Regions from separate parts of the Homo sapiens genome. Here region 2 is linked to region 1. Evidence: chromatin loops called from intact Hi-C (ENCODE). Cell type or tissue: HCT116. All regions are shown on one strand. Links, peaks and the distances in the headings refer to the core of each region. The heading gives the core; the rest is flanking DNA. Region 1 overlaps LOC105376652 (a long non-coding RNA gene). Region 2 overlaps SYT13 (synaptotagmin 13).

What was found. Hi-C counts contacts between places; a loop is a spot of excess contacts. Peaks named below come from ENCODE experiments on the same cell type or tissue, not always from the same donor. Only the 100,000 strongest peaks of a DNase experiment are listed, where the experiment ranks them.
Region 2: it touches region 1 in a loop (4-fold over the local background); 10 of 110 quality-filtered maps call a loop at or near these places.

The regions. Positions count from the first base shown.
Region 1 is chr11:45,103,534-45,119,139 of GRCh38, reverse strand. It overlaps LOC105376652 (a long non-coding RNA gene), which reads left to right. Exons shown (of 6, transcript XR_931241.3): 4 at 7,964-8,119; 5 at 11,820-12,032; 6 at 12,382-12,655. It also overlaps a transcript of PRDM11 not described here. Among named protein-coding and RNA genes, the nearest start is that of PRDM11, 35 kb to the left of the region's middle. RefSeq lists an enhancer at 8,208-8,502 and a silencer at 13,351-13,440. In HCT116, for the core only: a CTCF peak has its summit at 8,353 (motif pointing left); a DNase peak (open chromatin) is centred at 8,339.
Region 2 is chr11:45,244,613-45,260,218 of GRCh38, reverse strand. SYT13 (synaptotagmin 13) reads left to right here. Exons shown (of 6, transcript NM_020826.3): 2 at 4,328-4,553; 3 at 5,815-5,949; 4 at 7,497-7,798; 5 at 13,707-13,836. Among named protein-coding and RNA genes, the nearest start is that of SYT13, 34 kb to the left of the region's middle. In HCT116, for the core only: a CTCF peak has its summit at 7,657 (motif pointing left); a DNase peak (open chromatin) is centred at 7,598; H3K4me3 peaks cover 1,154 bases.

The DNA of each region.
Region 1 (15,606 bases), core at 3,495-11,494:
ATTATAGATCAGAGCCTCAGCTTGCTGTAGCTCCAGAACACAGAAAACTTCTGTGGAAGAATATGGTCTTGTGTTTGGACCTCTTTTAGGTTATAAATCATTGCAGCTGACCCAGCAACCACCAAAAGGGATTATAATTTTTCTCTCCCTCAGTGGAGTTTCTCTGACTGGGCCAAGGCAGACTGCCAGTCCATGCCCAAAACGGACTATTTCAACCCCATACAAACTCTGACAGCTCTTTTCCTTCCTTTTCAATTTCATGCATTTTTTCTTCTTTCCTAATTGCCCTAGCTAGAACTATCAGTGCTATGCTGAGTAGAAATAACAAGAGTGAGTATTCATGTCTTATTGCTGATTTTGGAGGAAAAACATTTTGTCATTCATACTTAACCCAATATGAAATGAGTTACAGTATTTTATTATATCTCCATAGATTTCATTTATCATATGGAGGAAGTTCCCATCTACTGCTAATTTGCTGAATGCTTTTATCACAAATGAGTGTTAAATTCTGTCAAATCCTTTTTCTCTGCATCTGTTGAGATAATTGTATGATATTTCCTCTTTATTCCATTAACAGGTGAATTGGTTTTGGAATGTTAAAACAAACTTGCATTCCCGGGAGGAAACTCACTTAGTCATGATGTGTCATCATTTTTATGTGTTGATGAATTTAATTTGCTAATATTTTTTATTTTTGGTAGATTTTATTTTTTGAAGTTTTAGATTTACAGAAAAATTGGGAAAACAGTACAGAGTTCCTATGCACCCCTAACCAATTTCTCCTAACTATTATCCTACATAACTATATTTGTTACAGTTAATCAAACAATATTTTGATACATTATGATTAACTAAAGTCCATAGTTCATTCATATTTCTTTAGGTTTCACCTGGTTTTTTGTTTTGTTGTTTTTCTCCTTTTCTAGGATTTTATCCAGGATACCACATTGCATTTAACTGTCAAGTCTCTTTAAGATCCTCTTGGTTATGGCAATTTCAAAGACTTCTTTTCCTTCTCTTTTTTTCATGATCTTGATAGTTTTGAGGTGTTCTGGCCAGGCATTTTGTAGGATGTCCCACTGTTGGAATTTGTTCAATTTTTTTTTAATGTCATGACTGTGGTTATGGTTTATTGGGTGGAAAATCACAGTTAAAGTGCCATTTTCACCACATCATATCAAGTATATATATTGTCAACATTATCTATAACTGTTAATGTTGGCCTTAGAGACCTGGCTGAGTTAGTGTTGGTCAGGTTTTCCCACAGTACAGTTACTCGTTTTCCCTTCTTTCCATACTGTACTCGTCGGAACGAAGTCACTATTTGCAGCCAATACCTAAAGAGTGGGGAGCTGTGCTCCTCCTCTTTTTAAATTAACTTTTTTTTTTTGAGATGGCATCTTGCTCTATCACCCAGGCTGGAATGCAGTGCTGTGATCATGAATCACTGAAGCCTTAGACTCCTGGGTTCAAGTGATCCTCCAGCCTCAGCCTCTTGAGTAGCTGGGTGTACAGGTGCACGCCACCACACCAGTCTAATTATATTTTTTCTTGTAGAGGAGGGTTCTTGCTATGTTGCTCAGGCTAGTCTCAAACTTCTGTCCTCAGGCAGTCCTGCAGCCTCAGCTTCCTAAAGTGCTAGGATGACAGGCATTAGCACCACACTCAACCTGCTTCTCCTCTTTGAGGGCTGAGCATCTTTAAATAAATTATTTGGAATTCTTCTGCATGAGAGATTTATCTGCCTTCTCCCATTTATGAATTTATTGCATCAGTGACTTATATCAGTATGGACTTATGGATATTTATTTTATGCTTTGGGTTATCATCTAATGGAACTTTATTAATTTTATTGTTCAAATTATTTCCACGTTGGCCACTGGGAACTCTTTTTTTTTTTTTTTTTTTTTGAGATGGAGTCTCATCTCACTCTGTTGCCCAGGCTGGAGTGCAGTGGTATTATCTCGGCTCATTGCAACCTGCCTCCCAGGTTCAAGCAATTCTCCTGTCTCAGCCTCCCAAGTAGCTGGGACTATAGACGCACACCACCACACCCAGCTAATTTTTGTATTTTTAGTAGAGACAGGGTTTCACCATATTGGTGAGGCTGGTCTCGAACTCCTGACCTCAGGTAATCCTCCCACCTTGGCCTCCCAAAGTGCTGGGATTACAGGCGTGAGCCATTGCACCCGGAGGCATTGGGAACTCTTTAAGTGGACTCCTGTTCTCCTTTGACAGCTCATCAATTTGTGAGTATTTTTTTCTTTCTTGCATTTGAGCCTTTCCCTACTTTCTAGAGCTACAAGATGTTCCAGGCTCATGTCATATATTTCCTTCCCCAGTTCTAGAATCAGCCATTTGTCCAAGGAGCCCTGATTCTTATTGAAGTGTGATACATCATATTAGTTTTCTAGGACTGCCATAACAAAGTACAAAAGACTGGGTGGCTTAAACAACAAAAAATTATTTTCTCACATTTCTAGCTATAAATTTCTAAGCACTTTTAGCTGCACTTCACTCATTTTGAGATATATTTTCGTTATTATTCAGTCCAAAATATTTTATAATTTTCTGTCTGATTTCTACTTTCACCAAGGAGTTATTTAAAGATATGTTAATATCTAATTATCTGAGGATTTTCTAGATACCTTATTGTCATTGCTATCCAACTTAATTCTATTGTTGACAGAGAACATACTCTGTAAAGTTTCAATCTTTTGAAAAATTTTAAGGCTTATTTTGTAGCTTAGTATGTGGTATGTCTTGGTGAATGTTCTATATGTACTTGCAAAGAATATGTACTCTGGAGATGTTTGACGTGGTGTTCTATAAATGGTGTTAAATCAAAGCACTTTATAGTGTTATTCATAATCTTCTATACCTTAACTGATTTCTGGTCAGTTAGTTCTGTTAATTTCTGAGACAGGGGTTGTAGTGTCTCCAAACATGACTGTACATTTTGTCTATTTCTCCCTTTAGTCTAGTCAGGATTGCTTTTTTATGTATATTGAAGGTGATTTATTAGGCACATACACATTTGTATGTAATTGTTACACCTTTCTGATATTTGTAATTGTTTGTAATTGTCATGCCTTTCTGATAAAGTGTTCTTCATCTCAGCTGATACTGATTGTTTTAAAACATGTTTAACCTGATAATAATATCACTGCTCTAGCTTTTTTTTTTCTTTTTTTCTTTTTTTTTTTTTGAGATGGAGTTTCACTCGTCACCCAGGCTGGAGTGCAATGGCATGATCTTGGCTCACTGTAAACTCCACCACCCAGGTTCAAGTGAGTCTCCTACCTCAGCCTCCCAAGTAGCTGGAATTACAGGCACCTGCCACCACACCCAGCTGATTTTTCTATTTTTAGTAGAGACAGGGTTTCACCATGTTGGCCAGGCTGATCTCGAACTCCTGACGTCAGGTGATCCACCCCCGTCAGCCTCCCAAAGTGCTGGGATTATAGGCATGAGCCACCACACCTGGCCTGCTCTAGCTTTCTAATGCTTGCATGATATAACTTTTTGTCTTCTTATACCTTCAACCTAACTATATATTTCTATTGAAAGAGTGCCTCTTATAGAGAACACAATTGGTTCTTTCTCTTTTAGCTCAGTCTGATAAGCTCTGCTTTTTAACTAGAGTGTTTAATCCATTTATATTTAATATAATTATTGACATAGTTGAGTATAGGCCTATCAATTTTGCTGTTGATTTTCTATTTGTCACCTGAATCTTTTGTTCCTGTCTTCCTCCTTTTTTGTTTTCTTTTGAGTTAAACATTTTTTAAAGAACCTTTTCTCTATTACTTTTTATCAAAACCTCTTTGCATTAGCAAAACCTCTTTGCATTTGTAATATTTCCTCTAGCAATTTTAATATGAGTCCTTACCTTATCATAGATATTTTGTCACTTCACATCAAAGTAAGAACCTTTGCTTTGTGTTAATTTTATTTTATATATATATAGACATACACACACACACACACACACATGCTATATACATTATGAGCTCCATAATACCGTGTTATAATTTTTGCTCCAAATAATTATATCTTTTTTAGATTAAGGAAATAAAGTTTTTTCCTTTATAACGATTTACATGTGTACTATTTCTAATGTTCTTCATTCCTTCCTGTAAATCTGAGTATCCTTCAGTGTAATCTCCCTTCAGCCTAAAGAACTTCTTTTTGTATTTCTTGTGAAACAGGTCTACTGGCAGTGAGTTTTCTCAATTTTCATTTATTTGAAATATCTTTGTTTCCCCATGTTTATGGATTTTTTTCTGGATATATAATTCTAAGTTTTTTTTTCCCTTTCAGCACATTAAAGATGGTATTTCATTATGTTCTGGCTTCTATTGTCTCTGATGATAACTCATTCATTCTTCATGCAAGTGTTCCTCTATGTGTGATATGGTTTTTTTGTGTGTTTGGTTGTTTTGGTTTGGTTTTTGTTTTCATTGGCTGCTTTCAAGATTTTCTCTCTCTTTGATCTTTAGACTATGATGTGCCTAGGAACTGCTTCCTTTTATTTTTATCTTTCTTGGGGTTCAGTGAGCTTATTGAGTATATAAGTTGTGTTTTTCACCAAGTTTGGGACAGTTTATCAAATAATTTTTCTGCTCTGGTATCAATTTTCTCTCCTTCTAAGACTTTAATGACATGTGTTAAGGAAACTAATATTATCTTACAGATTTCTGAGACCCTGTTTAGTTTATTTCAAACCTTTTTCCACTTCAGATTAGATACTTTCTATTTATCAAGCTTCAAGTTCATTGACTCTTCTGCCAGTTTGTTTGTTGTTATGCATATCAGTGAATTTTTTAAATTTCATATATGGTACTTTTCAAGTCTAGAATTTCTATTTCTATTTGGTTCTTGTTTAGAGTTTCCACTTCTTTGCTGTGATTTTCCCTCTATTCATTCATTATAAACATTTTTGTTCTTTAAGTCCTTGAGCATATTTATAAAGTCTGCTTTAAATTCCCTGTGCTAATTCTAACATCTTTGACATGAGTGGTTCTATTGCACTTCCCCTGAGAATTGGGACAAGGATGCCCATTTTTACCACTTCTATTCAACATAGTACTGGAAGTCCTGGCCAGAGCAACCAGACAAGAGGAAGAAATAAAGGGCATCCAGATTGAAAAAGAGGAAGTCAAACTTTCACTATTCACTGATGATATGACTGTATACCTAGAAAACTCTAAAGACTTATCCAAAAAGCTCCTAGATCTGATAAACAAATCCAGTAGAGCCTCAGGATACAAAATCAATGTGATTTTTTGTAAAAAAAAAAAAAAACAAAACACACACACACACACACACACACACACACACACACAAATCAGTAGCACTCTTATACACCAACAACAACCAAGCTGAAATTCAATCATGAACTCACTCCCTTTTACAACAGCTGCAAAATAATAAATAAATAAATAATTTAGGAATATACTTAACCAAAGAGGTGAAAGATCTCTACAAGGAAAATTATAAAACACTGCTGAAAGAAATCATAGATAACACAAACAAATGGAAACACATCCCATGCTCATGGATAGGAAGAATCAATATTGTGAAGATGACCATACTGCCCAAAGCAATCTACAGATTCAATGCAATTCCCATCAAAATACCATAATCATTCTTCACAGAACTAGAAAAAACAATCCTAAAATTGTGGAACCCAAAAAATCCTGTATAACCAAAGCAATACTAAGCAAAAAGAACAAATCTGGAAGCATCACATTACTCGACTTCAAACTATATTATAAGGCTATAGTTACCAAAACAGTGTAGTACTGGTATAAAAACACACATGTAGACCAATGGAACAGAATAGAGAACCCGGAAATAAAGCCAAATAAGTACAGCCAACTGCTCTTTGATAAAGCATACAAAAACGTAAACTGGGGACAAGACGCTGTATTCAATAAATGGTGCTGGGAAAACTGGCAAGCCACATGTAGAAGAATGAAACTGGATTTCCATTTCTCACCTTATACAAAAATCGATTCATGGTGGATCAAAGACTTAAATCCAAGACCTGAAACCATAACATCTCTAGAAGATAACATCAGAAAAACTCTTCTAGACATTGGCTTAGGCAAAGAATTCATGACTAAGACCCCCAAAACAAATGCAACAAAAACAAAAATAAATGAATGGGACCTAATTAAACTAAAAAGCTTCTGCACAGCAAAAGAAATAATCAGCAGAGTAAACAAACAACCCACAGAGTGGGAGAAAATATTCATAAACTATGCATCCAGCAAAGGACTCATATCCAGAATCTGCAAGGCAGTCAAATTAGCAAGAAACACACACACACACACACACACAAATAATCCCATCAAAAAGTGGGCAAAGGACATGAATACACAGTTCTCAAAGGAATATATACAAAGAGCCAACAAACATACGAAAAAATGCTCAACATCACTAATCATCGGGGAAATGCAAATCCAAACCACAATGAGATACCACCTTACTCTTCCAAGAACGGCCATCATTAAAAAGTCAAAAAACAATAGGTGTTGGCATGGATGTCATGAAAAGGGAACACGTTTATGTTGCTGGTGAGAATGTAAATTAGTACAACCACTATGGAAAACAGTATGGAGATTCCTTAAAGAGCTAAATGTAGAACTACCATTTGATCTAGCAATCCCACTACTGGGTGTCTACCCAAAGAAAAATACATCATTATATGAAAAAAACACCTGTACACCCATTTATGCCTCACAATTTGCAATTGCAAAGTTATGGAGCCAACCTAAGTGCCCATCAACCAACCAGTGGATAAGAAAATGTGTTATATATACACCATGGAATATTACTCAGCCATAAGAATGAAATAATGTCTTTTGCAGCAACTTGGTTGGAGCTGGAGGCCATTATTCTAGGTGAAGTAACTTGGGAATGGAGAGCCAAATATTGTATGTTCTCACTTGTAAGTGGGAGCTAAGCTATGAGGATGCAAAGGCATTAGAATGATATAAGGGACTTTGGGGACTTGTGGGGGAAGGTTGGGAGGGTAATGGATAAAAGACTACATATTGGGTACAGTGTACACTGCTTGGGTGACCGGTGCACTAAAATCTCAGAAATCACTGCTAAAGAAGTTATTCATGTAATCAAAGACCACCTGTACCCCAAAAAACTATTACAATAAAAATTAAAGCTAAAAAAAGAGGTACTCAGAAAGTTGTCTGGGTGTTAGACATAGTCTCCCATTGTACAGTATCAGCCTGATTTGATCACCAGGATCAAATGTGCCACACAGCAGAGTGACTTCCTCCCATGTTGCCAGTTCAGTGGCAGGAGGCACCCATAGTGTCCAGTCTCATGGACCAACTCAATGGGCCCCTGGTTGTGTTCCGCGATGGAAGCATTTCTCCCTCGGGAACAAAACCTTTCAAATCGACAGAGCCCGGAGGGTTCGAGTGCATGTGGTTATTAGGTGTAATAGTGAGGAAAGCCACTCCCACTCTCTGATTTGGGGCCCTGTTATTGTGGATGTGGGAGGAACCATACCTTCTACTGGTCACCTCATCAAAGCATATTCTTCATCCTGTAAGACAGAACTTTAACCTTTCAGGCCATTGTCTCTCAAGCAGAACCTTAACTGAGTGTTCACATGGCCATTCCACCCTTCAGTTGGGCCAGCTGCTTCCAGATGAGAGAGAGTCCATGATAAGACTAGCGATTTCCACGGGCCCAAGGTCCCTGTTGTCCTGTCGCTGTGAAATGGGTTCGTTGGTCCGAAGCAATGTTGGGTGGAATGCCGTTTGGCATAGAGGGCACCCCGTAAGTCCAGAGATGGCAAAGAAGACGAGTAAATATCAAGAACCAAAAATAGGGAGACATGCTGGGAGAGAGATGGGAGGGGAAGTGGTGGAGGGACAGGGTGGGATGGATTGTAAGAAAGATAAATCTTCATCTTCCATCACAGTAAGTCAAAGATGGTGTCGAAAATGGTGAAATCAAGAACTAGTGCTTAGAATTATGGAGATTTAAAAACAGAAGAGACACCTCCCAGAGTTGCAAGTGGTCGCCTGTCCCAGAGAGCTGGTGAGATGAGGTGGGGAGGTGGCAGCTGAGTTTTATGGTAAGTCTCGGGGAACCATTGGACGTCGAAAACTGTAAAGCTTTTATTAAAAATAGTTGTGGAAATAGAAAGAAAAAAAGGGGGGTAAGGGGGGAATCTGACTCTTAGATTGGAATCTGGAGAGCTGATTGTCTTCTCCAAGTTTTCTGCCACCCAGGAGCAGAACCAGTGGTTTCTGGGCAACGCAAAGAAAGGCGCCTCTTGTTTGGGATACTTTACTGCCATCTGCTGGACAAATGAAGTAACACCTTTACAAATGGGTGAGGGAATGGGATGTGAAGCTCCTTGCACCCCGCACCTGGATTATGTCCTGCACAACCTGTATAGAGCAAGCGAGGCCTTGCAATTCGTGGCCACCGGTCCAGGACACTCCTGAAGGGGCCTTGTTTGGTGAGGTCGTTGCGCCGGGGAGGCCAGAGCAGCGGCCTGTCCTCTTTCTGGGCACTTTAGCCCCCAGGTCAGAGGAGAGCCCCTTGGCGGTTCCAGCTCACAGATAGTTGGGTCCGGCTGCATGTTGCTTTCAGGGTATTTCTCCTACCTGGCCCCATCAGTGACTGGCTTAGAAGAAATTCCTCAAACTCCTACCTGGCCCTTTAGAAAAATTGTAATGCTATCTAAATGCCCCACCTCTCATCCCCACCCCCCTTTTACGTTTTCCTGGTGAGTTCAATTAGGGTTGGGGGTGACATGTGGGCAAGCCAGATCTCTGTAAGGGCATGTACTCAGGGCTCTCATTTTTCTGGCTCCGAAGCTTAGCTGCCACTTCTTGGGTCTGCATAAGGATTAGTTGTTCTTGGAAGAAAAATAAAAGCCACCCCGATCCAAGAAAGGAGATGAAAAATTCTTTGTGTGAAGCTTAGCATTGCCAAAGGTGTAGGTACTGTCCCTCCCAGGGGTGTTTGCACGCAAAGTGTATAAACTACAGAAATAAAGGAGAGGTTTGGATGAAGGTCACTTTGGGTCACTGAGTTTTCCTAGTCAGAATCCTGACATATAGAGGGCTGATAACCACGTCTATGCTATCAGCAGGTCACACAGGGCACAGATGCCCACCTGCTCACTGCTGCAGTGCCTCCAGCTTTGAAAGGAGTGGTGACTGTGAGCAACCCTGGACACTGGAATGGGGAGGAAACATCCCTGAACAGGGCTTAGAGAGTATCATGGAACCAGAGACTCAGAAAGGGAAGGAATTTTAGAGACAAAAGCCCACCCTTCCCCATCTAGTGCTTCAATCTTTCTACCTTTTTGCTACCAGAAGGTTATCAGCTTACACTTACATACCCCTAGGGACAGGAGCTCACTACCTGATAAGCAGGCCCTGCTTTCCCTGGAAAGATCTGACTCAGAAAGCACTTCCTCCCACCATCCTAAATCTGCCCTGTTCCATCTCCCACACCTCAGTCTTGGTTGTGGCCCAGTGGAGCCACAGAGAACAGATACTCTCCCTCCTCCGCAGGATAGCCTCTGAATATTTTGAGAATGAGTAGGGCTCCTCCGAGTGGTCTCCTTTCTAGGGAGAGTTGATTAATTAGGACTCTTTTCATCTGTGCATGGTAGAGACAGGGCCTCACCATGTTTAGGGGCAACATGAGGAATTTCTGGTCACATAGCCCTGCGACATCCAAGGTGATGCTGGGTCAAGGAGAGTGAGTGATGTTGTCAGGGCACTGCTGTCTCTGGGTGTCCCTTTTCTTGAGCTGTGCTATTTTCCTTTCAAGGCAGGGGTGGGTAGAACCATGGCCACTGGCATTGCCAAGCCTGCATCCTACCTGTAGTAGCAAGAGACCGCCACTCCTCACCACTCTGGGTCAGGGCCAACTGCAGTTTCAGAGGGACAGAAATAGGAGGTGACCCAAAGAGGGTGCCTAAGCACAGGTCAGAGGTGAAAAGTCAGACTCAACCTTTCCTGAGGGGCGGGGACAACATTTTTCGGTTTCCAGCCTTGAGTGCCCAGAGGCCTGTGGCCAGGGGTGTTGACAGTCTCACAGGCTAAGCCCCGACATCTTCCTGGAGAGGCAACTTTCTTCACTGGAAGTCATTTAAAGCCCTATTTTTAGATTTAAACAAAAATGGAAACATTATGGAGCAGAATGCAGAATCTGCGTGTATTTTTTGAGACAAAACCCAAGACTTCAAAGAAATTTCACACTTGTGTCAGCTGCTTCAGGCAGGCTGCCTGGCCTGCGGGTGCATGTGTTAATTCTTGGTTGGCATTAGTGGGTATTTCAGGGGCAGGCTGAGAAAGTCTGAGTGGCACTGGGCCTGGGTCCCCACATAGCTACAGGCAGGGCTGGGGAGAAATGGGTCCAAGGACTTCAAAGACAGCTGCCACTGAGAGGCCCCTGGTGCCTCTGGGCACCACATTCCCTGAAAGGAGGCAGCTCGTCCTCACTCGGGAGTGAGGCCCCACCATGAGGACACACCTGCCTCTGGAATCCTGTCCAAGGGCAGGAGCCAGAGCCCAGGCTGAGCAAGGGATCCGTGGGCCCCAGCAGGAAATGCCAGCCGAGAGTGCAGGAGGCAGTGCCTGGCTGCTGCTTCCAGCTTTTCACAGAGCAGTGGGCACATGGGCAGGAGTGATCTTTGAAATATTTAACCCCAGAAGCTCATGGGACCAACAGTCAGAACAGACCTGGCCTGGTACTTGAGCAGGTCCCAGGGGCCCAATTGGACCAAGGCCACCCCTCAAGCTGCTGCATCATGGGGAGACACGGGGATCCCACGTAAGAGGCCAGGGCAGCAGGGCAGCGGGTCACACTCATGGGGAATTAGACAGCAGCTATTTACCAACTGGAGTGGACACATGCTGATATTTTAACAACCAGGATGGCAGCACTGGCTGAAAATGAGCCACGTGCATGGGTCTGATCAAGCGAGATTAAGATGAATCCAGGGCGGGGTGCAGTGGCTCACGCTTGTAATCCCAGCACTTTGGGAGGCCAAGGCCAGGAGTTTGAGACCAGCCTAGTCAACATGGTGAGACCCTGTCTCTACTAAAAATACAAAATACACACACAAAATAAGTTAGCCAGGCATGGTGGTGTAGACCTGTAGTCCCAGCTACTTGGGAGGCTGAGACATGAGAATCACTTGTACCCTGGAGTTGGAGGTTGCGATGAGTTGAGCTCTCACCACTGCACTCCAGCCTGGGTGACAGAGCGAGACTCTGTCTCACAAAAAAAAAAAAAAATCCAACCCACATTTATTGAGCACTTATTATATGCCAGGAACTGTGCTGGAGCCTTTATGTATATTAACTAGTTTAATTTGTACAATGCCACGCAAATCTATCAGTTCATTTAACACTACAGAGGATTGGTGTGAAAGCAACACGGAAAAGCCAGTCAGCAAACCTGACAGGCTTAGAGGAACCCCACCCCTACCCCTGCCCTGTCCCCCACTCAACTAGAGATGGGCATTTCCTTAAAGGCAGATGGCACAGAAGTCCAGACCTCCCTCTTGGCTTTCCCACTGCACCCCATCCACCCTCTGTTCTGCTTCATCAGTTGTCCACATTTGACATTCATTAGACTTACTCTTCACAACTGTATACACAAAACCATGTGTATCCATGCTGGTGGGGAGCATAAGAGGTTCTCAAGGGTCGTTTTGTGTGTACCTAATTTTTGCCTTACTGATTTAGAACTTGCCCCTGAAATGGGCTATGACTCATTGAACTATAATTAGCCCCGTTTTGCAGGTGAGAAAGTGGAGTTCGAAGATGTCATCAGCCCAGGTCACACAGATGGTGGAGACCAGTGTGGAGCCCGGGAGTGGGCTGAGCAGAGCATCTGGACTTTGAGCTTCCATCAGACCCTGAGATAGTCACCTGTCCTGGCTGCCTGGTGACCCTGGTGTGCTAACGTGGCACTTATCTTGCTCTATGGAGGCCCCTGGGCCCCCTAAACACCAGGTGGGTGCCTTCAGCCAGCCCCATACTGACCTGTGAAGCCCAGGTATTGCTGGCCAACCCACCCCACTCACAGACAGAAGCAGTTCTCCATCTTTTGGCTTTAGCAGATCTGCTTCATTTCTCCTCCCCACAAAGCCTGGACTTTGTTCTGGGGGTATCCCTGTTTGCAGTGAAGCTTTTTCACTCAGTGCTCAATCTGAGCCCAACTCCACCCCACATCTCTGATTCATAGACTTTTGTGACTGCCTTGACCAGTAGAGTATGGCAGAAGATGCTCTGTAACTTCCCAGGCTAGATCTAGAAAATGCCACGCATTTCTGCCTTGCTCTCCTGCGACATCCACTCTTAGAACCCAGTTGCTGTGCTAAAAAGAACTCACAGACCACGTGGAGTGGAGCAGATGGGTCAGTGTCCCAGGTGGCAGCCCGTGTCGGCCTCAGACCTGCACGTGAGGATGCCCACCAGAGGGTTCCTGCCACCACCGTCAAGTCACCCCAGCCTTAATCTTCCAGCCGGCGCCTCAGGCATTATGGGCAGAGGTAAACTGTCTCCATGATGCCCTTTCCAAATTTCTGACCCACAGAATCCATGGCTATAATAAAATGGCTGTCTTATGTGCTCAATTTTGGGGTGGTTTGTAGCATAGCAGTATAACTAGAACATCTAGCTCGTGAGAGAACCAGCAAAGAAAGCAAAAATCACCCCAGCCTATAAAGGGCCCTGAGGGTGGTGGGACCCATGGGTGACAGGAAACCAATCCCTGCACCCCAAGAGGTGGCAGGGCCTCCAACGAGAACGGCTGTGTGGCTTGCGAGGGAGCCTGCACCTTAAGCTGGGGCTGCCAACGGGGTGTAAACTGCTGAGCCCCTGGAAGCGCAGGAGCTTGGGACCTCCTACCTCTACAGACATGGCCAGCCTGGGCTTGAGGCCAGAGGGACTGCAGTGACCCCAGAGGCCCTTTCCTTCCCTCTGGGGCCACGGACACTTGCTGTCATCTGTGCTCTCTCAGGTGGGGGAAGTTCAGGCGTGGGTGAGCCCAGGAGGAGGAACTGGAGAGAAAATTTGAAAGCAAATGTGAAAACGGATGATTTCTTGCACATTTGAGTTTGCAAAGTAAAAGCCTTCTCGGTGCCAGGAACTCTTTGTTGCCTAAAGGAAATCATGTTAGAAGGGTCGGTCCAGCCTGACTTCATGGTCTCAGAGATGTGTGACCCTCACCCCTGGAGAGGCCTCTGTGGCCCTGGGGCTTAGCACCAAGCACTTTGTAGGGGTCTCAGAAATGCTGCCCACTAGAGCAGAGGGCTTCTGGGAAGAGCCATGGGCTCCTCCACTGCCTTGTAGCAGAGGCTGCCCCCAGGGAGAGGGAGGTGGGATCAGAGCCTGAGGCTACGTCCTGGCAATTGTTGTTGTGGCCACCAGGTGGCGGGCCAGGGCCATGCCAAGCTGTTGGGAAGGGCAATCCCAGAGGGGCCTGGACTGGGAGGCCCAGCTGCTTCCATGGCTCTGCTGTCACCACGGCTGGAGGGAGGGGCTGCAGAGTCAGCTGTAGCAGTGGAGGCTGAGGCCCTCTCACAGTGATGAGGTGGCTTTCAGAAGGCCTGAGCACCTGTGGTTCCCCTCGAGGCCTGGTGTGCAGAGGTCTGGCTTCCAGTCCCAGCTCTGCTGTGCAGCCTCAGACAAGCCCTTTCCCTCTCTGATAGATGAGGGTTCTCACTAGATGAGCTCAAGGCTTTTGCAGCACCTGGTGGCTATGACCAGTTGGGTGGCCTTAGGTAGGTCATGGGGTGCTATGGTCTGAATGTGTACTCCTCAAATTCCCACATTGAAACCTAATCACCGATGTGATGGTATTAGGAGGTGGGGCATTGAGGAGGCAATTAGGCCATGAGGACAGTTGACTGGGATTAGTGCCCTTATTAAATAGGTCTGAGGGAGCTCTTTCATCACTTATACTCTGTGAAGATACAGCAAGAAGTGCCATCTGTACATGAGAAAGTGGGTCTTCACCAGACACCAAATCTGGGGCACCTTGATCTTGGACTTCCCAGCTCCCAGAACTATAAGAAATACATGTTTGCTCTTTGTAAACCACCTAGATTATGGTATTTTTGTTATAGCTGCCCAAGCAGACTAAGACATGGGGCCACTGGCCCCGTGATGGGAATGGGGTGGAATTACATGACCCCTGTCCAGGATGCAGGAGGAGGAGATGGTCCCAGGAGCTCCGTGAAGGAAGGAGGCCTGGGAAGCTGCTTGGACATCACAAGGCATCGAGAACCCAACTCTGGGTCCCCGATCTGAATTAACCTCAGGGCTGGGATGATATTCCTATTGCTTTTCTAAAGTGCCCCACCCAGTCCCTTTAGCCGTATTGGTGGTTCTGTGTCATCTGCAGCACTGAGGTTTCTGGGCAGGTTTTAGGCCACCTCCCCCCAAAACCTTTGTTCCTCTTCCCTGGGCTGTGTTTCTGCCATGAGTCACCTTGGGGCTGAGGTCCCAGGTGGGAGATGGGTCATAGCTGGGTGGGGTCTGAAGTGTCTGTGCCTCAGTTTCCTCATCTGCAAAATGGAGAGGCTCTTGCCCATCCTGTAAGGTCAGTAGGAGGACCAGAGTCTTCACTCCATGGTCTCACTCAGCTATCACAGCAACCTTGAGCAGCAGGAAGGGCACGTGTCCTCGTCCCCATTTTGCAGATGAGAAACCCGACCCCCATGGATGAGAAGCAGCTTGCCCCCTTTCATCCAGAGGATCCTGAATTCAGACCCAGATCTGCCTGTCCAGCCCTGTGCCCTGTGCTGCCCTGCTGCCTTCTTCTGCCCTTACTCCTTCTGGCCAGCTGATGCCTGCTTTCTTGAGAGAAGTTCCTCTGGTGCCTCATCACCTGGAAGAGCCAGGTCTCCTGGGAACAAGTGGACAACATTTTGGTCTTGTGCTTTGCCAGGTGCAGTGGCCCTTGAGGGCTAGCCTGTCCACACAGCTCTGTTGCCCTGGGCCCTGCTCAGCCTATCCTAGCTTGAGGGCTATGCCCAGGCGAAAAAGTCTAGGGCACGGAATTAGATCATCTAGAGCAAGTTTTCACCAAGCCTCAATCCCTCAGCTATAAAAAGTAAGTCAACTTACAGGGTCATTGCAAAATAAAGCACAGCTATATTTGAAAGTGCTGAGTGACAGCAGGGATAACCATCGCCCTCAATGCATCCTGACTTGGTGCCAGGCCCTGAGCTAAGCCCCTTTCTTACATGATTTCTCTTGGTTTTCACCGTTAAAGGTAGATTAGTGTTATTGCTTCCTTTCTTGTTGAGGTATAATTTTTATATATATAATTTATATATAATATATATGTTATATATTATATGTTTATATTATATATACTATATATAGTATTACATATAATGTATATATTATATATACAGTAAAGTACACAAACTTTGTGTACAACTCAATGACTTTTTAAAACCGTGTGACCATCAAGACAGAAGTATTTCTGACACCCTCAAAGGCCCCCTCAAGCTCCCTCTTGGTCAATACCCTGCCAAAGGTTAACACTTAAGTTTGGGTTATTTTTCCTGGTTTT
Region 2 (15,606 bases), core at 2,900-10,899, 140 kb before region 1:
GTCATTCCCAGCTAAAGCCAGCCATTTGCCACACAGGATAAAGTGGGATAAGAATAAACAGCAAATGAGGATGCCTTGGGCTGGATGCAGAGATTCAAGAGGGTTTCTTTCTACCCTAGGCCCAGTTTCTCTACACCAGGGTCATGATCTCCTGTGATGCTTGAAAAAGGCAATGCATCAGTTTGGGATGCTCTTGGCTGCAAGGCACAAAAATCCCAATTCAAACTGGCTTAAACAATAAGAACAGTACTACTCACGTAACTTGAAATGCAGAAGCAAGACAGATTGCTGGATTGGTTGGCTGAGCAGCTTAATGACATTGCCATCAAGGACACAGGTTCTTTCTGTCTCTCCACTCTGCTGCCCCAAGGCTGACTCACCTTGCAGTCACAAGGCAGGGCCACCCGCTTCCTGTCCAGGGAGGAGGGGACTTCTACTACTGTGGAATCCAAGTCCCTCCCTTCCATCTGGGTTGGTTTCCCCAGGACTGGTGCCAACCCCTGGGAATCAGTCACCAAGATAATGCCAAGAAATGGAAGGATCTGACCTCTTCCTGGGAGCTGGGGATGGGATGGAACCTAGACAACCTGGTGTTGTGTAGGGCGGGTAGATGGGAGAGGGAATGGATATTGGTAGACAACCAAGAAATGCCCAATCTTTTGCTCTAGGGGTGCATTTTAAGCTCTGGTAACAAGCTCCTGAGGTTATCAGGGACATACAAATTGAGATCCACTGAGGAGGGAGGAAGGCAGAGCCAGAGTGTCAAGACTTGAGGCAACACAGAGTGAACTTCATTCAGAGCTGAGCCCAGTGATTATTTCCCCCTTGAAAATGCAAATTCATCCAAATTGCATCAAACTGGGAATGAAGCCCAGCCCTTTTCTCAGACGATTGAATTGGGATGAAACCAAATATAAACACAAAAATGTTTCCCAGACCACCCAAACAGTCTTAGTTCTGGTCCCAACCAAGTGACAGTAGAGGGTGACTTTAAGTCAGGTGTGTGCTGAGGCCCAGCAGCCTCTGGGAACGCTTTTGTGCCGATGAATGGGAGGGAGTGGCAGTGGGTGGGCCCCTGAGATGCTGTGATTGCCATTTAGAATCCAGTGGCAAGACCGACAGGGATTTTGCAGGGGGCAAGGGGGTGGTGTTGAGAAGCAGCTGCAGGGCAATGGAAATGACAAGAAATTTGAAGTGAAAACATCTGGAGGCTGGATGATACATACCACTTGTCAGTTGTATGATCGTGAGCTTCCCTGAGCCTCAGTTTCCTCATTGTGAAACAGTAGGATGAAGGTAATACAGAGTTATATGAGATATTGAAGGTGGAGGTGACTTTGTGTAGGGTAGAAAGACGGGGACATTAGTCATCGCTCTGTGTGTCTCCTCCAAGGACCCTGAGCATCTGCTGTCAGAAGCACAGACTTTTACTCCCCCAAGCCCGGTCTTCGCCTCTGCCTTCCAAATCCCCCTCTCTTTCAAGGTCTCAGTCATGCCCTGGCTCCTCCCTGAAGGCCAGCTCGGCCTCCCAGGCACCCCTGATTGTGCCCTGCATGTACTGTGCACTGGCCATCATGTGTTATTTACACATACTGCCTCCCGTCTGCTTCTGTATTGTGGTCCAGAGTGGCCAAATATACTTATTTATTTCACCTGTTTGTGATCATCCCTAACTCACCTATACCTGAAAATAAAGCAATGGTGTCTCTCATCTCTTTGCAGCCTAAAAAAGCAACTCAGAATGTGGAGTGGGATAGCCTGCAAATCACTTGTCACTTAAGGTGACGGCCCAGAGAGGTGAAATGACCTGCCCAAAGTGACCCAGCTCCAGCGGCAGGGTTGGTACTGGAAGCCAGCCTCCTTGATGCCAGTGACACTCTCAGTGGGGGTGGAGGTGCAAAGGGGACCTGATTTTGTAAATCATACATGTCCCTCCCAGGGTGACTGGTTGCTGTGTGTAACAAGATAATGATAAATGTTTTTGATGGGGACTGCTGTGCTGGGGAAAGATTTGGAGGCAGGAAAAATGTCGAAAGCCATGGGGGCAGTGGGCTTTGGGCCAGGCTGATCTAGGCTTACTCTGCTGCTGCCCTCACCAGCTGCATGATTCCAAGTGACTTCACTCCACCGAAGTCAGAAATGCTTTTAGAGCCTATGCGTGCCAGGCACATTCAGTGGTGATCAGGCTAGAATCAGGTCCTCGCTTGGGTTACCTTATAATCTACTGTGCAGTGTTTCTGAGAGAAGAACTGAGGGTTTCTTATCTCTCCGAGCCTCAGTTTCCTTATCTGTACAAGAGGGGTAAGCTCTACCTTTTAGGGAAGTTCAGAAGAAAACACTTGGAAATGCAGGGGCAGGAAGTGGTTGTCCAAGAGGTCCCCGAGAGTCCGGCCCCTGCTTCCTGCCCCTTTGGGCCCTGCTGCAGCTTCTTATCCACATCCCCTCTGTTTGTCCAATGGATGAAACTAATTAAGGAATGCCCCTGTCACCTAGGTCCGGTCTCCTTCAGGAATGGTTGGGGACAGAGTCTCAACCAGGGCAGAATGTCCAGGATTCATCCTGGGATAATTAAATAAAGAGGGTACAAAAATTAGAAACACAACTTTTTGAAATAGTGTAAACTGTTAACTGCCTCTCCTGCCAGACCACGTCCACTCCCTCCCCTACACAGTGCAGGATCACTGCTGCCACTGGGTAGGGCAGCCTGAGTCCTGCTGCCAGCCATCTGCACCCACTACTCGCTTCAGCCATGGAGATGGGAGGGCCAGGAGGGCTAGCATGGAGGGCAGGAGGTTTCTTGGGAGACTCAGTCATAGACCTCAGTCTTCAGATCCGCCTGTCTTAACCTGAGGGCTTTTTTATGGGCTGCCCACCCAGAGTGCCAGCAGTTTAAGCTCTAGACCTGGCCTTCAATCCTGAGGACCAGGAAGGCTCCTATTGCTACCTGTCATACAACTTTGAGTCTCTCAAATAGGAGGGAAAGACAGAAGATCCCTGTCAATGTCTCTGTAGATGCTGTGTGAGGAGCCCCATATACTTAAGGGTTGACAAGCAGGTGGGTCTTTTTGAAAAGAAAGATTCCCTTTCGTTCCAAGCGAAAAGGGCCTAGCCTAGAGCACACAATTGGGCAAGTGGTACACAGGCTACATTTTGGCTTCTACTCTGTCCTCATCCAGAGATTTTTGTGCAGTGCACAAACCATTCAATATGGCAGCCCTAGTCACAGGTATTGATTGCATGCTCCCTGTGAGCTGACACCATGCTAGGCACAAGGGACACAGCAACTTGATGCCCAGTGACACTCTTACTGGGGGTGGAGGTGCAAAGGGAAATTGATTTTGCAAGTCATACATGTCTCTCCTAGGGTGACTAGTTGCTGTGTGTAATAAGATGATAAATATTTCCGATGGGGACTGCTCTGCTGGGGAAAGATTTGAAGGCAGGACAAACATCGAGAGCCATAGGGGCAGTGGGCTTTGGACCAGGCTAATCTAGGCAGGAGCAAGACAAGACATAATTCCTGTGCTCATAGATCTCACATGCTAGTGGGAGAGTCTTAATACAAACAGGCCAGCCTATGACCAAAACAATATAGGGTGAGATTGATGCTGTGAAGCAAAGAGTGGGATGTGGTGATAGGGAGGGACAGGCTTGGGGGAGGGATTTAATTTAGATTGTAAGGTTAGAGATGGACTCCTTGGTTCAGACTTCAGGTGTGAGATGGAGCCAGCCATGCAAAAACAGGTGGAGGTAGGGGTGGACAGTTTGGGAGGAAAAGTTAGGGGCTGGAAGCTGGACCAAGGAAAGAGCCCAAGCTGTTTGAGAAGCAGGGAGCTCAGTGACTGGAGATGAGCAAAGGAAGGATTGGGGGCGATATCAGAGAGATGAGCAGGATCAAGCTAGGCAAGCTGCAAGGAGTCTGGATTTTGTGTGGTGGGAGCCACTGGCATTTCTGAGCCATTAGGTGGAGAAGAGGAGGGAGGAAGGGAGAAGGGAGAAGGAAGAGGCAAGGGGAGCAGATGAGAGCAGCAGAGTGGGGACCACCTGCAGCAGGTCCAGGCAATATCCATGGGCGCAGCCATAGGATGGATGGGCCGATGGATGGAGGAGGTATGGATGAACAAGGCCCACATCTCAGTGGATTGTGGATTTGAGTGGGTTTGGAGATGATGTTAGACCTTCCTAGGTTGTGCTCTTCAGAGCAGAATGAAACCACAACTCTCCCTCTGCATCCTACAACAGGTCAGTTCACCGTTTCTCCCTTCCATGGGGGGAAACAGACAAGAGGGCTCCTTTGTGGACTAATCAGAGTAATTTGTGTTTGCAGTTCAATGTTAAAAAGTCCACGGAACCTGTTCAGCCCCGTGCCCTCCTCAAGTTCCCAGACATCTATGGACCCAGGCCAGCTGTGACGGCTCCAGAGGTCATCAACTATGCAGACTATTCACTGAGGTCTACGGAGGAGCCCACTGCACCTGCCAGCCCCCAACCCCCGAATGACAGTCGCCTCAAGAGGCAGGTCACAGAGGAGCTGTTCATCCTCCCTCAGAATGGTAGGGGTCTCCTGCCCCCTGCACTTCCATGGGCAGCACTCCAGTGGGGCTTGTCAATGTCTCTGTAGATGCTGTGTGTGGCCTGATGAGGAGGCCGAGTGCCCCGGCATTTGACGCTGGCCAAGCAGATGGGCACTGGGCCTCAGAATTATGGTCCTTTCTTCCTGACAACATGTTGCCATACCACTTCTCCCCCAGACCGCCAACTTTCCACTGGAAAATGGAGTCCCTTTCTAGTCATATGTGTGCAACTATGAGAGAGGATAAAGAGCCATGGTTAAAACCATGGGCTTCAGAGTCAAGGGTTTAATTTGCTGCCCTTTCATACACTTATTGTGTGGCATGGGTCATGCTGTAACTCCATGAACCTCGGTTTCTTCATCTATAAAATGAGACTAGACTATTATCTGTCTGGTAGGGGAGTTGTAAAGTGTAGATAAAATAACACACATAGAATGCTTAATTCAGAGCCTGGCACAAAGGAGGTAACAAAAAACATATTGGGTTTTTTGTTGTTTTTTTGAGATAAGGTCCCAGGCACATTTTTTTTGAGATGGGGTCTTGCTCTGTCTCCCAGGCTGGAGTTCAGTGGCATGATCGTGGGCCACTGCAGCCTCAATCTCCCAGGCTCCAGTGATCCTCTCACCTCGGCCTCCTGAGTACCTAGGACTACAGGTGCATGCCACCATGCCCAGATAATTTTTGCTTATTTTTTGTAGACATGAGATCTCACTATGTGGCCCAGGCTGGTCTCAAATTCCTGGGCTCAAGTGGTCTTCTTGCCTTGGCCTCTCGAAGTGCTGGGGTTACAGGCATGAGCCACCATGCCCCGTCGAAACATATTGTTATTATTTCTACTCTCCTTTTCATCAGCATCCACATCAAGAGTGCAGCACCTTTAGGTGTACTATGCTGCTGCTGGGCACTGGGGAAGATATGGGAAGAAGAGACATGATCGTCCCTGACCCAAAGAATATGTAGGCGTTTTAGAAAGACAAAACATAAAGCAGGGAGAGTAGATTGTTGTGTAGTCTCTGTTTTGTTTTGTGTGGTTGATGAGGGAGCCAGTGGACACAGATGCAGCCTAATGGGCTGTGACATTGACCCCACCTGTTGTCTTGGTGTGGCCACTGTGATTCTGCACACAGCTGGGAAGACTTGGGTTTGGGTTCCTGGCATAGGTGATAGAGATGAGAAAGGTGTAATCAGGAAAGCAGAACCCCAGTGTGGGTGGCAGTGACGATTTCGACTTTCTTAACAGGTGTGGTGGAGGATGTCTGTGTCATGGAGACCTGGAACCCAGAGAAGGCTGCCAGTTGGAACCAGGCCCCCAAACTCCACTACTGCCTGGACTATGACTGTCAGAAGGCAGAATTGTTTGTGACTCGCCTGGAAGGTATGGCTCTTATTTGACTCTCGTGGGCTTCTGTGTGTCTATCTCCCCTGGAGAAGCTGTGCAGGCAGGATGGGATCATCTGCAGCTGGAGAGAGCACTGGATTAGGACTCTAACAACCAGACCCTGGAACACATGGAGCTTAGACACAAAGATTTCCCACACTCCCAACCCCAACAGTCCAAAGTGGGGATTCCTGGTTGACAAACGTTTTTTCTCCAAATGGTGATTCAAGGACCAGACTCCTTCCAGCTGTGGCTCCATAACCCCCCTCTCCTTGTCATTTGTATCCTTGCCATCTGTATCTGGCAGATGGAAGGAGAAAGAGAAGGAGAGGGCGTAATCATTCCTTAACAGCCTTTACCTGGACTTGGTGGACGTCACTTCCGCTTGCATCCCATTGGCCGTAGCTCAGTCACATGAGCACACTCAACTGCAAAGTGGGCTGGGAAATGTGGGCCGACAGGTGCCCCGGAAGGAAAGGCAATGAGTTTGGGGTGAAGAACTAGTCGTCTCTGCCATAGATGAATTTGAAATTGGACAGGGCTTTGTGCTGGACACACAGCATGTTCCGAATGGTCAGAAAAGTTTCTACAATCTAAGAGCCAAGCGGCCTGAGGGTGGCAGGATGTCCTTGGTTTCTCTGCCCTGACAATTCACTTTAAGGTCAGCAACTAAAGCTAAGACTTTGCAAAGGAATCAGGGCTAGCAATGGGGTCAGATAAATTGGAATTTTGTATATAATTCTATTTTCTGAGGCTTTTTCCTTGTATTATCTTTTAAGATTTTAAAGCACCTTCCTCCTATACTTTATTATGTTTGGTCTTCACACTAGCGCATTTTACAGATTAGGAAACTGAGGTCTGGCAAGTCATATGACTTGTCAAAGATCACTGCATCTAACTGGTGACAGAGCCAGGACTAAGCAGTCCCTTGAAGTTCAGTGGAAAGCTCTTGCTGTTAAGACACATAGCCTCAGTTCTTCATCTTCTCTTCTTGTGAAATGTCAGCTACCACTTTCCAAACGATCCCTGAAGAGCCAGTCAGAAAAGTACCCAAGGTGTACATTTCTGGGCAGAGCCACACATTGTGAAGCATTGAAAACACCAAGGTTCAGAACATAAAGCCACACTCACTCATGAGGTAAGAGCCAAGTGATTCTCATGGAAAATGGTTATGTGGTGACTATTTAAAGTTCAGAACAAATGGTTACATGTCAGCAGCACCACTAATAAAGGCCCCCAGCAGCAAGCCTTGGCACCTTGGCAAAATTTCAGAATCCGGAGTTCAGAGGGCTCCAGGAAATGCCAAGTCTTGTCCCTGCTCTCCAAGAAAGAGAATCGGCATGTGCTGAGGCCAGCCCCCTCAAATGATCTATTTCTAAATGTCTCACTGAAAGGCGATTCCCTGGTGCCCAGGGTGGTCAGCCTTTCTGACACCCAAGGTCACGTCGTTAAGCTGGATTCCACAGCCCTAAGCAAGGCGTGCTTCTGCCCCCTCCACTTGTCCTCAGAAAGTCCCACGCCTGTGTTGTTCTCCTTGCCTGCAGCTGTGACCAGCAACCACGACGGAGGCTGTGACTGCTACGTCCAAGGGAGTGTGGCCAATAGGACCGGCTCTGTGGAGGCTCAGACAGCCCTAAAGAAGCGGCAGCTGCACACCACCTGGGAGGAGGGCCTGGTGCTCCCCCTGGCGGAGGAGGAGCTCCCCACAGCCACCCTGACGCTGACCTTGAGGACCTGCGACCGCTTCTCCCGTCACAGCGTGGCCGGGGAGCTCCGCCTGGGCCTGGACGGGACATCTGTGCCTCTAGGGGCTGCCCAGTGGGGCGAGCTGAAGACTTCAGCGAAGGTAGGGTAACCCCTGGGTTAGAAAGGTAAAACCTGCCCGTGCAGCATGGGATGGCAGAACCTGGTGTCCTCCCAGCAACTCAGTCTTAGGGAACAAGCCTCAGAGACCTCCCTGGCTTGGGGCTGGAAGGGAGGTTGGAATCTTGAATGGGGCAGAGGGCTAGAGGAGACCCATAGCCCAGGATCTGGGATTCCTAGTGTCTGCTCCTAGTCTTGGCTCTAACTTGCCATGCAAAGACTCTCTCTGCCGTCATGGAAAATGCCATGCTGTGTGTATTACCTTTACTGCTATGAAGTACTGTCCCCATTTCAATCCAGTTATACTCTGTGTGCTCCTACGATGTGGCAGACACTGCAGGACACTCTACCTTCCTCCGTTTGTGTAGGTGAGCATGAAGGGTGGAGCCCCACCACTCAGGAGTGTACAGACTAGGGGACAAATTGGCACAGACAAATGATGACGATATTTGATGTGTTCCACCCTGAGCCATGTAAGAGAGACCTAACCAATGTGCTCTGATAAAGAATTCTAGAAGGCCCCGTGTGCTAGGCTCTGAAGGAGCAATCAGGGCTGGGGGCAGGCCCAGAGCCCGGTGGTCCATGCAATCCCCAGACTCAAGATGATTTCCCCATATCTGCTGTTGGGGGGCCACAAGTGGGAAAGAAGGGTCTTCTGAGATGCCACAGCCCTCAAGAGAGGGGACCCTTGGGGAGAAAATCATTGTTTCCCATGCGCCAGGACAGCAAGGGGATCTGGGAAGGTCAGGGCTACAAGATGGTATGTAGTTACTTAGGCCCCTGGGTCAAAGCTCATCTAAGGGCCTGCACTGTGGTTCCTTGAGGAAACCTTCTGGGTGACTAGTCTCTCAACCAGATTGGCAGTGCTATACTGATCTAAAGACTGTATAACCTGCATAGCCCCAAATAGGTGTTATTATATTAGCCCCTTTCCAGAAAATGTTTGACAACCCTCATGCTAAAGCAAAAAGCAAAATACTGATTAGGGCACTATTTTTTTTTTTTTTTTTTTTTTTTAGACAGAGTCTCGCTCTGTTGCCAGGCTGGAGTGCAGTGGCGCGATCTCGGCTCACTGCAACCTCTGCCTCCTGGGTTCAAGCGATTCTCGTGCCTCAGCCTCCTGAGTAGCTGGGATTACAGCCACACGCCACCACGCCCAGCTAATTTTTGTATTTTTAGTAGAGACAGGGTTTCACCATGTTGGCCAGGATGGTCTTGATCTCCTGACCTTGTGATCTACCCCACCTCAGCCTCCCAAAGTCCTGGGATTACAGGCATGAGTCACTGCACCCGGCCAAGGGTACTATTTTTTAATGCTCACCATCAGTTACTATGCTTAGGACTCTACCTGAGTGCTGCCACTCTCCAAATCAACCAGATGAGAGAGACACCATGACTATCCCTCTTACAGATGAGGAAACAGGGTCATAGCAGTTCAGGAATCCACACAGGGTCCCACAGCCAGGAAATGGCAGACCTTGAGGCCGGGTTGGTCTGACTCGAAATCCTGTGCTATCTCATTACCTGCCATGAAAGCCACCTGACAAATATGAGGTGTGACCAGCAGGCACCTTTCCTAATAGACACCCAGACTGCAGGAGGGAAGAGTACGTTTCACCCGCTGTCTGCTCCTCTTTTTGCTATGATTTCCTCCTTGCTCCATTTTTTCCTCTTTCCCAGGCTCAGAAAATTGTTAGAAAAATCACAGCCACTCTCAGATGGAACTCAGCTGTTCCAAAGCCCACTCTCTAATTAGTGTGTGATTTGGGACTTCTGTGGAATCACAGATGGGGATCCTGGGAGAAGGCATCAATACTTAGGATTATTAAACTAGTAAACTAGCTTTCTCTCGAGATGCAGAGACTCCCCTGCTGGGCTCTGAGACTTGGTACAGCCCCAAAGGGCAGAAATCCAGCCAATCTAGGCAGAAGTCTCAGGCACCTAGCAGCTTCTCTCACTGCCCTCTAGAAGAGCAGCCATCATTCACTCATTCATTCATTCTGCAAATACCTTGCCCAGTTTCTACCATGTGCCAGGCGCTGTGCCAAGAGCTGGGGACATAGCAACAGTAATTAAGATGAAGCCCTGACCTTGCAGCTCATCCATCCTAATAATTATCATACTTTCTGTAGCTGTTTCTGTTCTGCAAATATGTACTCACAACCACTTTGATCACTGACCTGTTTACTACAAATGTGAACAACCTCAGAGGGTGGCATGGAGTCAGAAGTAGGAGGTGACTTTCTGGGTGTATAGGGCAGGAGAAAGCTGGAAGTCCAGGCCAGGCAGCCCCTCGCCCCAGCTAGAGGGTGTGGGCTGATTTGAACAAGGTGAGTGGAGCCCTCAGTCATTGCAGCCCAGATGTTTTTCTTCTCTAGGCCAGATGGGTTAACAGACTTGCCCACGGTGCCCAGTTCTAGCTGGAAGATACTCAGCCAAAAGTGCCATGTGCATCAAGAGTGACTCACAGGGCAATCCACTCCAAGAGCAGTCTTTGATTATTATTATTATATTTTAAGTTCTAGGATACATGTGCAGAACGTGTAGGTTTGTTACATAGGTACACATGTGCCATGTTGGTTTGCTGCGCTCATCAACTAGTCATCTACATTAGGTATTTCTCCTAATGCTATCCCTCCCCCAGGCCCCCACCCCTGACATGCCCTGGTGTGTGATGTTCCCCTCCCTGTGTCCAAGTGATCTCATTGTTCAATTCCCACCTAAGAGTGAGAACATGTGGTGTTTGGTTTTCAGTTCCTGTATTAGTTTGCTGAGAATGATAGTTTCCAGCTTCATCCATATCCCTGCAAAGGACATGATCTCATTCCTTTTTTATGGCTGCATAGTATTCCGTGCTGTATATGGGCCACATATTCTTTATTCAGTCTATCATTGATGGACATTTGGGTTGGTTCCAAGTCTGCTATTGTGAATAGTGCTGCAATAAACATATGTGTGTATGTGTCTTTATAGTAGCATGATTTATAATCCTTTGGGTATATACCCAGTAATGGGATGGCTGGGTCAAATGGTATTTCTAGTTCTAGATCCTTGAGGAATTGCCACACTGTCTTCCACAATGGTTGAACTAGTTTACAGTCCCACCAACAGTGTAAAAGCATTCCTTTTTCTCCACATCCTCTCCAGCTTCTGTTGTTTCCTGACTTTAATGATCGCCATTCTAACTGGCGTGAGATGGTATCTCATTGTGGTTTTGATTTGCATTTCTCTGATAAGCAGTGATGATGAGCATTTTTTCATATGTCTGTTGGCTGCATAAATGTCTTCTTTTGAGAAGTGTCTGTTCATATCCTTTGCCCACTTTTTGATGGGGCTGTTTGTTTTTTTTCTTGTAAATTTGTTTAATTTCTTTGTAGATTCTGGATATTAGCCTCCAAGGGTAGTCTTGCATGGTTCACTAAGACCTGAGAGAAAGAGAGGGGCAGGGAAAACCAGGGAAAGGAAGAAGAAAGAAAGGATTACTTTAGTCTGCAGGTACTTTCAGCAGCAGTGCCCAGGGAGCAGGTGTTGAAATTGTCTGGCTATGGTGCAGCCGGCTAGGCTAGTTAGACCTCACCCTATGCAAAAGTGAAAAGCCCTGCAGAGGCTGACAGGTGCTGACTCCTCTCACCTGGTCTGTAGGTAGCAGAGGACTCAAGTCTGGTAACCCTGTGGCTATAGCCCGGGCTACCTGTGGCCCTCTAATAATCAGTGATGAGCCAGGAGGCTGGTGCCCATCCCAACTCTGCAGTCACCTCTCTGGGTGCCTGGTACAAGTCCCTGGGCCTCAGTTCCTTCACTGTGAAATGAGAGGGTTAGGGAGGGCTGTCAACTGAGAAAGCTGGAGAGCCATGGATTCAGGACTTAAGTTTTGCTGTCAGACTGGACCTCCTTTCCAAGGCTTGGTTTTGCCACTTCCTGCCTACATGACCTCTGGCAATGATGTTCCCTTTCTGAATCTGAGGTTCTTGTGCTTAAAATGGGAACAAAATCAGTAGCCCTCTTGAGGTTGTCATCAAGATTATAAATGGAATGTGTTACCCTTTTTTCACAAATGTTTATTGTGTGCCCACTGTGTCCCAGGTGCTGGAGTTGCATAGTGTGAATGGAGGCCACAGTGGAGCTTACTTTCTAGTGGGATGGACAATGTAATTGCACTTCACACACAGTGTTTAATAAATGTTAGCTGCTACCATTCATTTCATTGCCAAGATCCTTTGAGGCTCCCAAATCATTTCTTCATATGACCAGTCCCTCAAGACTTGTGGAATCATTGGGGTCATGCAGAAATGGAGGCTTAGAAAAGTTAAGTAACTTACCCAAGGTCATAGAGGTAGTAAATGGTAGGATTGGAACTCAGACACAGTTAATCTGGTTTAGAGTCTATGCTCTCAGCATTACTCTTATTCTGGGTTATTAATAATTGTTGTTTTGACTGTTGTCATTAGAATTGTAATTTATGACCTTTACTAAGAACTTGCTATATGCATTTTCTCACTTCATCCTCTGATATCTATATTTCTTCATAGCATTTAATGCTGCCCGATGTTATATATTTAATCACTTCCTTTCTGTCTTCCCCATGTGACTGCAAGCTTCTTTGAGACTGATTCTGTTTAGTTCATGGCTTTAATTATGGCATCTGGAATATAGTAGGTGCATTGCATATGCTTGCTGAATGAATGAATCCACTAGAGGCCACAGTGAGCAAAGAAAAACCGATTTCAACCCTTCTGAGTGCCTGGTCCAGGATGGATGAACAGACATCCTGGGTGTGACAGAAGGGGAGGAAGCTTAGGGAGTCACGGTGGCTGTTAGCCAGGGCTCCAGCCTGGTACCAGACCTCATTGAATTACCCTCATTGCACAGCTGGGAAAGAGGGACAAAGCTGGAGGGAAGGGCCACAGGACTGAAAGCTGTGACATCTGGAGGGACAAGCTTCCATGGGGCCTTCCCCCACTCCCACTCCCCACTCCATCTTGGCACAGCAGGCCACACATCTGCCTCTTCCTTGGGATTTCGAGGGAAGGGCATCTTCTTCCTGCTCAACAGAGGAGACTTCTGACCTTCAGCTGATCCCTGCCCACACACTCCCTTCTCTTTCCTGCCAGGTCTCCCCAGAGCTTGGATTGCAACCAAACACCCACCTCCTAGGAGGGGTCTTTCGGTCATTCTTGTCCCTTGACGGATTTGTTGAAATTCCAAATAAACTCCTGTACGAATTTCAGGAGAGTTACTCTAAAGCTGCGTGCAGGGATAGATGTGTTTGTTTGGATGCCTCACAGGGGCATCAGCACCTCCTTCAAGGTGTGGTTATTGCCAGTTGCCTCTGGGCATGATCTACCATCATACACCCCAGCACTTCATTGACATTACTTGTCATTCTGTTGATGAAGCAACCTCCTGGAGCTGGAAAGAACTATCTTTTCAAACATAGTAATGAATTACAATTCTCCCGCTGCCCCAGGAACCTGATGGGTCCATGCAGGGATTCTGAAACTGTTCTCTGAGGCCCTAGAGGACAGAGGTGTCCCAGGAGCTTGGGGGTGGCAGAAGGTGAAGGGTAATGGGGAATTCTGGCCTCCTCCCCGCTGCTGCATTCTGAGTAGCCTTTCTTTGTTCTGTTTTGTATGTTGGATTTGAGTATATGGTATATGAAAAATCACATTTTGAGGCAAACAAAGAAACTGCTATTGAAGCGCATGCCGCATGGAATTCCTCTGTGCCTTGCTCTCTTCTGCAAGGGTGGACACCCCAGCATTGACGGGTAAATGGTTTCAAGGATGCGTGTTGGATGCAAATCCAGCATGGTTCCAGCTTCAGCATTTGTTGATGGGTTGGAAGGCGTCCCCAGGTGAGACTCCCCTCCTGCATCTCCTTTTCTGTTTCAGGAGCCATCTGCAGGAGCTGGAGAGGTCCTACTATCCATCAGCTACCTCCCGGCTGCCAACCGCCTCCTGGTGGTGCTGATTAAAGCCAAGAACCTCCACTCTAACCAGTCCAAGGAGCTCCTGGGGAAGGGTGAGTGAGATGTGAGAGGATGGCCAAGGCCCCTCCAGCTACCGGGAGTGTGTGCTGAGGGAGGTGGTGCCTGGGAGGAAATGGTCACAGGTAAGCAGGGAGGTGGAATATGAGCACATCTACGGAGCCATGCTCAGCGGTGTTCTTCACCCTAAGTTCACAAATTGATTTTCGAGGACACACTCACTTCTATGAGTTCCCATCCATTTACTCTTGGATCAATCCCATCCATTAGGACCCCAGTGTGAGCTACCTGGGGTTCCCTACCTTGGAGATCCACTATGAGAACCATCAGCCCTAACCACAGAGCACAAGAAGCCAAGGGTCAGACTATAGCCGTGGAGTGAAGGGCCTGGGCTGTCGGGAAAACTTGGCCCAGCCCTTGTCACCCACACCTGGCTGGACCCACCTTTCAGGCAGATGTCAGGAAGGCCAGGTTATTCCCCTCCTGTCTGAACTCACCACCACTGCACTCCTGCCACCCACCCCAGTCTCTTCTCTCTTCTCAGCCTTTGCCAACTGCCACCCTCACACCAGCTGAGTGTGGGTGATGGCAGAAGGTGTGTGGGTACATGGGCTGAGGCCTGAGGCTTCAGGCGTCTGTGCCCCATATACCCAAATAAGCTTTTCTGCAACACCCTGGAAGCCTCAGTTTTTCCTTCTGGATACCCCAGCCCAGGTCCAGCATCTCGGAGACCAAAACAAGCTCTCCTATATGAGCAGGAAAGCATCCTCAGCTAGCCAGATAATACCTGGACTGGAAGCCACATGCGCCTAGCAAGATATAAATAAGTCTCTATTTATAGCAGGGTACAAATAAAGAATTGCCACTGCATTCTGAATTTCGAGCAAAAGACTTGGGGCTAATGGAATCAGAAGAGTTGGTCTTGCTGGCAGGTTCCTGAGTCAAAGGTCAAAGTTCAATGCTTTTATCTCATTCCCTTTAGACAATTCTTTGCTTCTTGCTCTCTTTTATAGCTCCTGTCAGGACAATTACAGTACAACACTTCGTCTCTCAACTCTCTCTGTAGAAATAACAAACTAACCTCCCAGAGGTGATAATTACAGCAATAAATACAAAGTAACAATTATTCTCACATTAGCTTTGGAAACATTGACTAAGTAATCCAGTCCAGCCTTGTGATGTGACATGAAAGCTCGCCTGGTGACCTGTTTGTGGATTTCCTTGGGGCCAGCTCTCTTGGTGCAGTGCCCTGGGTTTGGGGGAGCGTGCAGGAACAGGCAGTCTGCCTTCATCCCTCTTCCACATGAAGTTGGGGGTCTTCAAATAAAACTTTAAAAAGTACGGATGAGAAGAACTCAACCAACCAGCAGGGGATCTCCTATTTTGATAACAGACAAACATGCTTACACCAAGAATCAAGGGGATGAAGAGTTGGGAGCTGGCTTCATTTTTCTGGTCTGAGTTTAAAATCCAGCTGCAGGACCCCTGAGCTGTTGTCATGGACCTGGTTTGATGTGAGGATATGAAGTCATGTAGCAAAGGTGGTTCCCTCTTGGTACTCTAACATGCCCCAATCACAGGCCACCCAGTGGCCAGCCTTCTATATCATGGTATTGGCCGTTTCCTACACTTTAGTGTCAGTTCTATGGAGGCAAGAACTTCTGCTGCATCCCCACTTCTAGACCAGTGCCTGCCATAGGGTAGGCACTTAATATTTGTTGAATGAATGCATGGCCTAGTGGGGGAGTGGAGAATAATCCCCAATGCAAGGAAATGAAAGCATCCTGGATCGACTCCTAGAGTTA